Regions from separate parts of the Mus musculus genome. Here region 1 is linked to region 2. The links are chromatin contacts, found by Hi-C or POLR2A ChIA-PET in ENCODE. All regions are on one chromosome and are shown on one strand. The core of a region is the stretch at or near the end of the contact, and the rest is flanking DNA. Distances in the headings are between cores, read along the strand shown.

Region 1 (4,765 bases), core at 21-2,520, 110 kb after region 2:
AAAATCCCCCAATCACCTGACCCTACAACACCTGCTTTGTGGGAGCAAAGCCTTGGGTAAACTCATGAATGTGAGGCCTGTGGACACACCAGAAATATATGACTGAATGAGGCCTTGAGGGATAGCATAAGTGAGTGAATGAACTAGGCATGAGGGGGCACCTTAAGAGTCTCAAATGCCAAAGGTAACCCCATGACAGCCTTAAAAGGACATCTGACCTTCCAAACAAGTGTGCCCTATTTGGAATCTTCCAGAATCAGGTCCTCATGATGATGCATACTTTTAATCTGGGAATTCAGGAGGCAGAGGCGGGACACTTTCTTTGAATCCCAAGCCAGCCTGGGTTACATAGGGAGATCATGTCCAAAATAATAGTAAATCATGCTGGAGAGATGGCTCTCTCTCAGTCCTGGAGAAATAGAACAGCCCTTCCACATTACCTGGGTTCAACTCTCAGGCCCCACACGGGCACCTCACAACTGTCTGCAGCTCCAATTCCAGAGAATCGGACACACAAGACATACAGGTAACACACCAATGAGCGTAAGACAAAACTAAATCACTTTAAATCATTTAAAAATAAGAGCAAATTAATAGGTTCCGTGGTGGCGGAAAATAGAAACAAAACAAAACAAAACAAAAATAACAAAAACATCTTCCAGAGGCTAGATTGGGGTGTAGCCCTGTCATCCCAGCACTCGGGCAGCTGAGGCAGGAGGATCATGCAGGCCAGACTGGAGACAGGAGAATCAAGACCTCAAGGCCATCCTCCGCTACACAGAGGGTTTGCAGTCTTGCCAAGGCAACCCTAGAACTTGTCTTCAAAAACTCCGATGACCCGATCACCCCTTAACCCTAAAAACTCCTGACGACGCTGAAATGACCTTCACATTTTCTCCAGCTTTTGCTCCCTGATATTGACCTACGACCTCTGAAGCCCCTAGGCACTGACGAGTCTACGCCCCTCAAAAGTCTCAACCTCTTCCGCCTTTACAGCCATTGCGCCCCGGCGCCCCAGGGACCTCCGCGCGCCCTCTGACCTTTGCTTCCAGACCTCCGCCCTCCGCCCGCCCACCGGCCCGCGCTCACCGCAAATGCCGCCTAAGGCCGTGGTGATGTAGGTCTTGCGATGACACTGGGTGCCGTCGGGGACCTCATGGTAAGATTCAAAGAACCGCTTCACCATCGCCATACCTAGCTGGGCTTGCTCGGCCGACCCTAAAGCGTCTGGGCGAACTCAAGGGTAGCCGGCTAGGTCAACTCTCGCGAGGTTTCCAGCGCGCAACTTTATTGAACGCCTTGGACGCAGACAAGGCGTGCGCGCATGCGCGCAGTGCAGGTTTGTACCGAGGTCTTATTAATCCCGTAGCAAGATCTGTGTCGTGCTCGGTCCACAAGTGAATCTGGACAGAGACGCCCGTGACGTCAGGAAAGGTAAACTGAGGCCATGAAGAAAAACGCCTCCAGCCCTAGCGAAGACGAGGTTTCTAGTACGGAGAATGTTGATAGTGCATCCAAGGATGGGATTGACAGGTCGCAGGACAGCCATTACACTGTCAGGCAGGTCAGCGATCGAAACTAACAGAAGGTAGGACAATCGCAGGGCAGATATTACAGCGCGAGGCTAGTGATACCCTAGTTAGCCGGAGCTGCACGGACGCGGCGGGACACAGCGCAAAAGCGGTTGGCTCGTCAGGGATCCGGACTGTGTAGGGGTGTGGTTTCATGCCCATCTCAATCAGGACCGCGTGTAACTATTTGGGGGCGTGGCCAGGCTGGGGGCAAGGGGACCAATCGTGAGGATTTAGCGTGAGGATTATAATTGACGGAGACCAGGCCCACTCTGCTTTGGTTTTAAGTCCTCGCTGCACTCGCAGGCACAGCCACACTCAGGAGCTGGTCCTGAAAGGGACGTGAACATTGGCTACGGGGCGTGGCCGCACTTAGTCCTGCCCCTGGTAGAAACGTGGCCAATAGTGAGAGCCCAAGAGGAAGCACACGCCTTCCTCCGGGGGGCGTGTCTTTCTTGACGTCACTTCGAAGTTGGGCGGGGCCTCTTGAGAAGGTTTAAATTAATGCAGCGGCAGCCTGGCAGCTGCATGTGAGGGAGGGGGTGGGGGGTGGGGGTCGGGCTCAGGGGCGGGGCTTCTTGCGTTGTGGGCGTGACCCGACAGGGCGGGGTGGGGCCTGCACGGCAGCCGGGGGCCATGTCTGCGCCGCCACCTCTGCAGATCCGGGAGGCGAACGCGCACCTGGCCGCCGTGCACCGACGCGCAGCGGAGCTGGAGAGGCGGCTGCTGGCGGCTGAGCGCACGATTGGTGCGCAGGCCGAGCGCCTGGCCTGCCACGACCAGCACCTGCGCGCCGCCCTGGATGAGCTGGGTCGCGCCAAGGACCGGTGAGGCCCTGGAGGAGGCCCGGCGGACATCCCAAAGGAGGCGGGTGGAAAGGGCTGGGAACCGAGAGCAAAAATTTCCGGAGCACTAAATGCCCGGCATCACAGCACTAGGAGGGCTGAGACTGGAGGATCAGGAGTTCGGGCCATCCTCGACTACATGGGGACTTTAGAGTATAGCCTGGGTTACTTGAGAGCATTTCAAACTGTTAAAATGAAGCCAGCTGTCCCACCCACAAGGCCGAGTCTGCCGGTAGGTGCAAGAGTATTGTGTCTGATGATCGAAGGAAGCTGCTGGGTAGGGGCCCACATCGGTAGACAAAGGCACAGAACACCCCTATATAGAATAGTCAGATCTGTGACAACCATTTGTGACCATGCGGAAGTCCTACCGAAGGACACACAAAACTGGCACTGTTTTGTTTTTTGAGAGAAGGCTGGCCTTAAAGGCACTATGTAGCTTTCAACCCCTGATCCTTCTGCCTCCATCTCTCGAGTGCTGGGATGACAGAGCGCCAGGCCTGCTGTGGGGCTGAGGGTGCTTTACCAATGACATCAATGGCTCTGTGTATAAAGACACTCGCCACTAAGAATGACAAAGAATTTGATCCCATGGGGCAGGAGGAGCGAACCAACTCTTGAAAATTGTACCTTGACTTCCACATGTTTGCTGTCACATGTGTGCGCCTATGCACATAAACAAGCACACAAAGAAGTAGTGCAGGAGGAGACATAGGGAGTCTCAGAGGATTCTGGAGCAGGTAGATGCCCCCACCCCCACCCCCTGTAGGTAACTACCTTATTTGGTCCTCTTACCAGGGAGATATCTGCCCTCCAAGAGCAGCTGCTGAGCTCTGAGGCCACAGTTCGCAGCCTGCAGGCCGCAGTGGACCAGAGGGACCAGATGATCCAGCAGCTACAGCCTCGGGCTGACCTGCTGCAGGACATCACTCGCCACCGACCACCCCTGGCCGCACTGTTGGCCACCCTGGAGGAGGCAGAGGAACTGGGCCCCTTGCCGGCCAGCCACAGCCATAGGGCCCAGCTACTTCCTGATGGGCCTGGCCCACCCCTGGGCAACAACATGGGAAAGGAGGAGGGCCAGGACGACCAGGACGACCAGCAGCCTGCTGTGTTTGGGACCACGGTGTGAGCTGTCCTGACAGATCTCAGAATCTGTGGTCACGGCCCCATGGGGATTCCACTCTTAGAGTCCTGGACATCACCTAGAGGGGTCTTGAGACATTACCCGGATCCCATCTAAACATCACAACAAGTGAAAACTCAAGATCTCATTTAAACCCCCCCCCCCCCCCCAGTGCTGGAGTATCTGCTACATTCCACTGGTTTTAAATAGTTTCAAAAACAAATGAAGGTAAGGGTGGTAACTCTGGGAGGAGCATTCTCCACCAGGCATACACAAAGCCCAAGCCAGACAGGCACCCCAGCATCAGTGAGATGGTGGGGACTGACCCTGAAACCTCGGTGTTTCCTGTTTGGGACAGGGTCCCAGGTAGCCAGGCTTGCTGTCTCAGGAGTGTGGCATGGATCCCTGCTAGGCTGACAGGCTCCCACTACAGGCCCTGCCTGTGGGGAGTTTGTCTTTTTGCTTGAGATGGGGTCTCTCTCTATAACCCAGGCTTCCCTTGAATCCTCCTTCCAAGTACTTGGAATCTAGATGTGAGCCACCGTGCCCTGCTGATGGGAGCACTCCCTACCTTTCTTTCTACTCACTCTTGTGCCTCCTGAACCATCCTTAATGCCAAGACAAATCATTAATCTTGGATCTCTCTCCCATAGCTCTACCCTTCTAGGAAGAACAAGTGGGTTGAGACACCACAACCCAGAGTGCCTCAATGTCTTTCCCTGATTCCACACTCAGTTCCTTGACACTCAGGTCTCTCTCAAATGCCCCCTTCTGGAGGGGCCTTCCAACCAGCATCTCTGAAGTCATTCCTGCCAGCTGGTCACTGCCCTGTACTGTGATTGTTTGGTCTAGTTTTTCTGAAGCTTAGTCTTATGTAGCTCAGGCTGGCCTCTAAAATTTTTATGTAGCTCAAGCTGGATTTAAACTTTTGATCCTCCTGCTTCAGCATCTCCAGTGCTAGTATGACAGGCTTTGTGCAAACACCCACAGCCCCATCCTGGGACCACCTTTTCAGTGGGAAGGCAGTGGCTATGAAGCAGGGAATTTTGTCTTCTGTCTCCATCAGTGCCTAGCACAGCCCGGGAGGCCCTGCCTTAGCCAGGAGCCTTCTGGATACCTGATAAGCCCTTTCCTGGTTTCCAGGGACAATGATGTTTTTGTAGCAAGACGCCTTTTTGATACCCTAAGAGAATCTATTTTTTAAATCCTGGTTTCTGTGCTGC
Region 2 (5,059 bases), core at 2,357-4,856:
AGGATATCAGATCGCCTGGCACTATAGTTACATATAGTTGTGAGCTGCCATGTGGGTGCTGGGAATCAAACCTATGCCCTCTGGAAGAGGAGTCAGTGTTCTTAACTGCCAAGCCATCTCTCCAGCCAGCAATTTAGAATAAGACTTTTTTTTTTTTTTTTTTTTTTTTTTTTTTTTTGGTTTTTGGTTTTTGGTTTTTGGTTTTTGGTTTCTTGAGACAGGGTTTATCTGTATAGCTCTGGCTGTCCTGGAACTCACTTTGTAGACCAGGCTGGCCTCGAACTCAGAAATCTGCCTGCCTCTGCCTCCCGAGTGCTGGAATTAAAGGCGTGTGCCACCACGCCCGGCTAGAATAAGACTATTTTTAATATAAAGCTGGGTATTGGTGTCACATCCCTTTAATCCCAGCACTTGGGAGGCAGACTCAAGTGGATCTCTGAGTTCGAGGCCAGCCTGGTGTACAGAGCACGTTCCAGGGCAGCTACACAGTGAAATCTTGTCTTAACTTCCAACGAAAGACTTTAAGCATGATGATTAAGAGACAGAAAGAATTCCCCCTGCACCCCCCGCCACATTTGGGTGCCAATTTCTGTGGAGCGGAGCTGCTCTGAGTCTTCACAATAGTCATAGAATGTGAGTGGGTTCTGCCAAGGACCAGCCTCAGCTTGGAGAGAGGGGTTCTGAGGAAGGGGTGATTAGAAGTGGCAAAAACAAACTACTTGAAGTCAAATTGTGGGTCCAAGTTGGCAGCCTATGCTCTACTCCAGACAGCTTTCCAGCCTGCTTCCTCTCTTTCTGCTTTCTTTTTCCTTTCTGGTCTGCTTTCTCTGGAAATCTCCAGACAGCTCTCTCTCAAGTTCTGCACAAGACAGTTCTCTCTTGCTATTATAAAGTTTTTCTCTGAATAGTTCATCTCTTGCAGATCTGCCTGCCTCTGTTAAGCACAGAGAATAAACCAGCTGGGTGGGACCCATCCTGAAATTACCATTTGTATTACACCTGGGCCTAACCTTGCTCTATTCTAGGCTGACCCTGAACTCAGGTGTTTGTCTGCCTTTGTAAGCATAAACAAAAAGATGTAGCTGGGTGGAATCTCCTTTGATCACCACTCCCTAAATCTCCTTGTCTCCTAGTTTAGTATCTTTCTGACAAGTTGGCTCACAGCACCGCTGTCCTTGTTCCTTTAGATTCTTGAAGCCCTTCATGTTTCATATTGCATCCTTATATTTTTTGATATCTATATTTTTTTTCTTTTTGAGAAATTATATATTTTTGAACTCATGTTTTTAGGGTTCTTTTCCACAGCCTTAAGGGTTGTCTTGAAGGTTCCAAGGCTCACCATTTATGATACATTAGCCTCATCTTTACCTCCTGGACTTGTATTCTAACTACCATGGAGTCATTAACAGTAACAGGCAGGACACTCCTTGAAGGAAGGGCATAAAATGTGTACACTGTTATCCAAAGGAGCCCTACACCCAAAGCGGCCATTGACATTCTAGTAGGCCCATGCCCAATGGCCCTGTCCCAGGGGCAGGAACCATGTCATTTTGTCCCCACCAAGGCCATGCAGGACCTGGCAGATTCACAGCTCTTGTCTTCCAAAGGGGTTTCTGAGAAACCCAAGTAAACTCACAGGTGAATCCTGGATAGTTGACATGGAAAAAAAACTGGGGGAAAACAAAAAACAAAAAAATAAAAAACCCTGACTCCTGCCTGCCATTGTTACTCTAACATAAAAAACATATGTTTGGAAGAGGGGAACAGGGCTTTCTGCCAAGCCGAATGATCCTTGGAGGACACAGGGGAAAGGCAGAAAGTGTTCACAAGTTGTCATCTGATCACATGTGTATCATATCATGTACATATCACATCCTAAAGAAATAAATGTAAAAATACTAAAACTCTATGTAAGGAGTGAGCCAGCTGTATCGTCAGCGAGTGAGAGGCTTAGAACTCTGAGGTGTGTGGCTGAGATGAGAGGTTCTCTTTCCTTCCCATCCACAAGTGTCCCAGGTCTAGAAACCCTCCTGCACTTCTTTCCACAGTCTCCTTGCTAAAGACCAGGTTTCCAACCCATGAGCTCTGGGGACACACTTCTCAGTCTCTAAAACCAATGAGTTCTGAAGGGCCACAGTTTGGTCCAAACAGATTCAGGCTCATTCATGCATAGCCATTTGCCTCCATGATAGTTACAGTTGAGTCTATGGGACTGGGTCTCTCAGCACGGGGGTGGGGGTGGGGGTGGGGGATGGGGACCGGACACTAGCTTTGTAGTGTAGGCAGCCAACAAAGTGGTGTTGTGGCACCAGGCTTCCAGTTGCTCCAATATATTTATTTTGGAAACTCCAGTCCTAGAGGCAGCGTCTACTGCCTTTCTCGCGGCCTAAGTTCAGGATTTCATGAGTTAGACTGTGCACAAATGCTTGGTGGCACCTGCCTCTCACCCTAGTAGTCAAGGACCTAAGACAAAAAGAACATTAACTTGGACTACATAGTGGGAATCTAGTCTAGCTTGGACTACTTAGCAAGACCCTGACTCACCGCTTTGGGCACATAAGCCCAAATTACCCATGTTCACTGGTGCAATTGGACGTTCAATGAATGAATGAATGAATGAATGAATGGAGCTATGGTCTGACAGCTCCTCCGCACTTGGGTCTCTGGGTTTAAACCTTTCCTTTTGCGTTAACTTTTCATTCTGTTTGTGTCATCCCACCAAAATATAAGCTTTATGAAGAGTCCACATTGAGACCTGTATATATATATGAACCAGAGAGGACAGAGAAGCGAGATGGGGTGGGTGAGGAGTTGTCAGCTTAGCCAGGACTGGTGAACACACACCCATCATCCCAGCACTAGGAGATGGAGCCAGGAAAATCAGGTGTTGGAGGCCAGCTTAAGCGGTGTAGTGAGTGTATACAAGACACCGGCTCAAAAAAAAAAAAAAAAAAAAAAAAAAAAGGAGAAGCGCTGGAGAGGAGGCTTCTGCTCTTGCAGAGGACCCGGGATCGGTCCCTGCTCAATTAGGCGGCTCATAGCAGACGGTCACTCTGGTTCCAGGGCGATCCAACGCTCTCTTCGGGTCTTCATGCGCATTGCATGCACACGCATAGACAACAATCTTTAAAAAAAAAGTTTTCAGTTTGTGGACCATGAAAGAGCAGGCGCAAGGCCAGAGTCTGCTGCTCCCCTTAGACGGTGAGCGCCTCCGGTCTAGCGGAATCACCGTAACTCCGCAAAACACGCACTGCCACCAGTGGGCCCTCGCGCACCTCCTTAGAGCCAACCCTTCCCGGGAGCCGCGCGCCTCCCGCCAGGCCCCGCCCTCCTTCTCAGCGATTGGCTGGTATTCTACCCAAGGACCTGCCCCTTCACCTCTGACGGGCACTATGAAAGCCAATGGGGAGATCGCCCGCCCTCCCCGAGGCCGTTGGAGGCGGGCATGGGCGGGCCGTTGGAGGGGGCGGGGCGTGCAGCTTGGTAACCGTTGCCGGGCGCAACGCCCCGCCCCGTGAGGGCAGCGCGAGGCTGAGGCGGGCGGGCGCCTGCTGCGGGCGGGCGCTGCGGGCGGGCGGGAGGGCGGCGGGAGCCGGAGGAGGAGCGGCCGGCGCCGCCACCGCCGCCGCCATAGAGACTGTAGCCGTGGAGACTGTTACTTACCAACGCGGAGCGACACGCAGCGGCCGACGCCGCGGGAGCCGCTACCGGAACTCCCTGCCGAACTCCAGGTGAGCGGTGCGGGCCGGGGCAGGGGGCGGTGGCGGAGGGGGGGGGGACCCCGCTGGAGGGGGGTCGCGGGGGCGGGCGCGGCCGGACCCGGCGCCCCAACTTTGCAGACGCCAACCTCATCCAATCCTGATAGGCGCCTCTGATTTGGGGGAGCCCTGGGCTGGGTGGAACCCCTCTCACACTCTCAAAAGTTTGTAAAGTGAAGCGATCTCTTCTCGCCTTTGACGCACTAAATCTGACTTTGAGGAGCGGGGACTCCAGAAGACCCCTCCTTGTCTCTTACTCCACAACACCTGAAACTCGGAGGCGCCCTCAAACTAGTCAGTCCTCTCTTTGACTACTCCCAAAGCCTGAATTGGAGTTGCCCCAAACCCGCTCCTTGCTGTCATCCCCCTAAAACCTGAGTTGGGGGCTCCCACAGAGCCAGCCATTCTCGTCCAAGTCTGAAAACCCAGAGGCACCGTCTCCCTTTTATACTTATGAAATCGGGGTTCTGGCTTTTATCCATGTACTTAACTCCGAGGGTACTCTTCTGCTTGCCTCATAGTTCTGACCCTCGGGTTTCCTTCTTGACTTAGGATTTGGGGGCTCCGGCACCGTTTTCTTGTGCTTTGACCAAAATAGTCACTGCGTTTGTTCTGTTCTGGAAGGAACTCCTCCCTTCGCGTTTTCTTGCCCATCCCAAATACCCCCGGCGCCCCAAATCCTCGGACCACTCTCCCCTGGAACCCGACACCGCTGCGTTTGGGGGTCCTTTACCATGCCGCTCCGGGAAGCTCAAGCGCACCCATAGCGTCCTCTTTGCCGAGATCCCCAATCTAGAAAACTTTCCCGAAGGAAAATATTGTGTGAACCGTTTGTAGGAAGATCCAGGAGGCCGGGAGAGTGCGTGCGCAGCCCTCCTGTGCACAGGCAGCACATCCCAAAACACCGGATTGTCTTCCTCGCCCCTTTCCATGGGTCATATCCGAGTTCGCAGTTGGGATTCGCTAGGGCTGCGGTTGTTTCCTTGGACCCTAGAGAGCTCGGTTCCGGACAGAGCCCCCTAGGGTGGCGGGGAGGGGAGTTGGGGCGGGGAACGCACCAAGAAACAGCTGGGACCGCTGTCTCTCCTGAGACTTCACCCCTACTTTAGTACGTCTCCGGAACACTCCGGTACTCAGGTCCCCCAGGAAAAATCCTACAACGATTGAGTGTTAATAAATGTAACTTTATTAGCATGTACATAAGTGTGGCCTTCTCCTGTGTGTATAATGTGTTGTAATCATAACCACCACTCGCCTCTCTTGACCCTGATGACCCCCACTCCTCCAGCCCTGGCTTGCTT

Evidence for each region. A loop is a pair of places that touch in the nucleus more often than their neighbours do. ChIA-PET counts read pairs that join two places held with the same protein, here RNA polymerase II (POLR2A).
Region 1: a loop to region 2 is called in a map of heart, with 2.9 times the contacts of the local background. The contact joins the promoter of Ndufa11 here to the promoter of Rfx2 in region 2. A Hi-C loop is called at or near these places in 1 of 37 maps with a recorded cell type or tissue (heart). POLR2A ChIA-PET finds 5 or more read pairs at or near these places in 3 of 5 experiments (all embryonic stem cell).

The regions. Positions count from the first base shown.
Region 1 is chr17:56,714,267-56,719,031 of GRCm38, reverse strand. Ndufa11 (NADH:ubiquinone oxidoreductase subunit A11) reads right to left here and starts at 1,270. Exons shown (of 4, transcript NM_027244.1): 1 at 1,090-1,270. The coding sequence starts at 1,192. Vmac (vimentin-type intermediate filament associated coiled-coil protein) reads left to right here and starts at 2,111. Exons shown (of 2, transcript NM_178926.3): 1 at 2,111-2,398; 2 at 3,215-4,765. The coding sequence starts at 2,208. The coding sequence ends at 3,548.
Region 2 is chr17:56,829,555-56,834,613 of GRCm38, reverse strand. Rfx2 (regulatory factor X, 2 (influences HLA class II expression)) reads left to right here and starts at 3,606. Exons shown (of 17, transcript NM_009056.2): 1 at 3,606-3,731.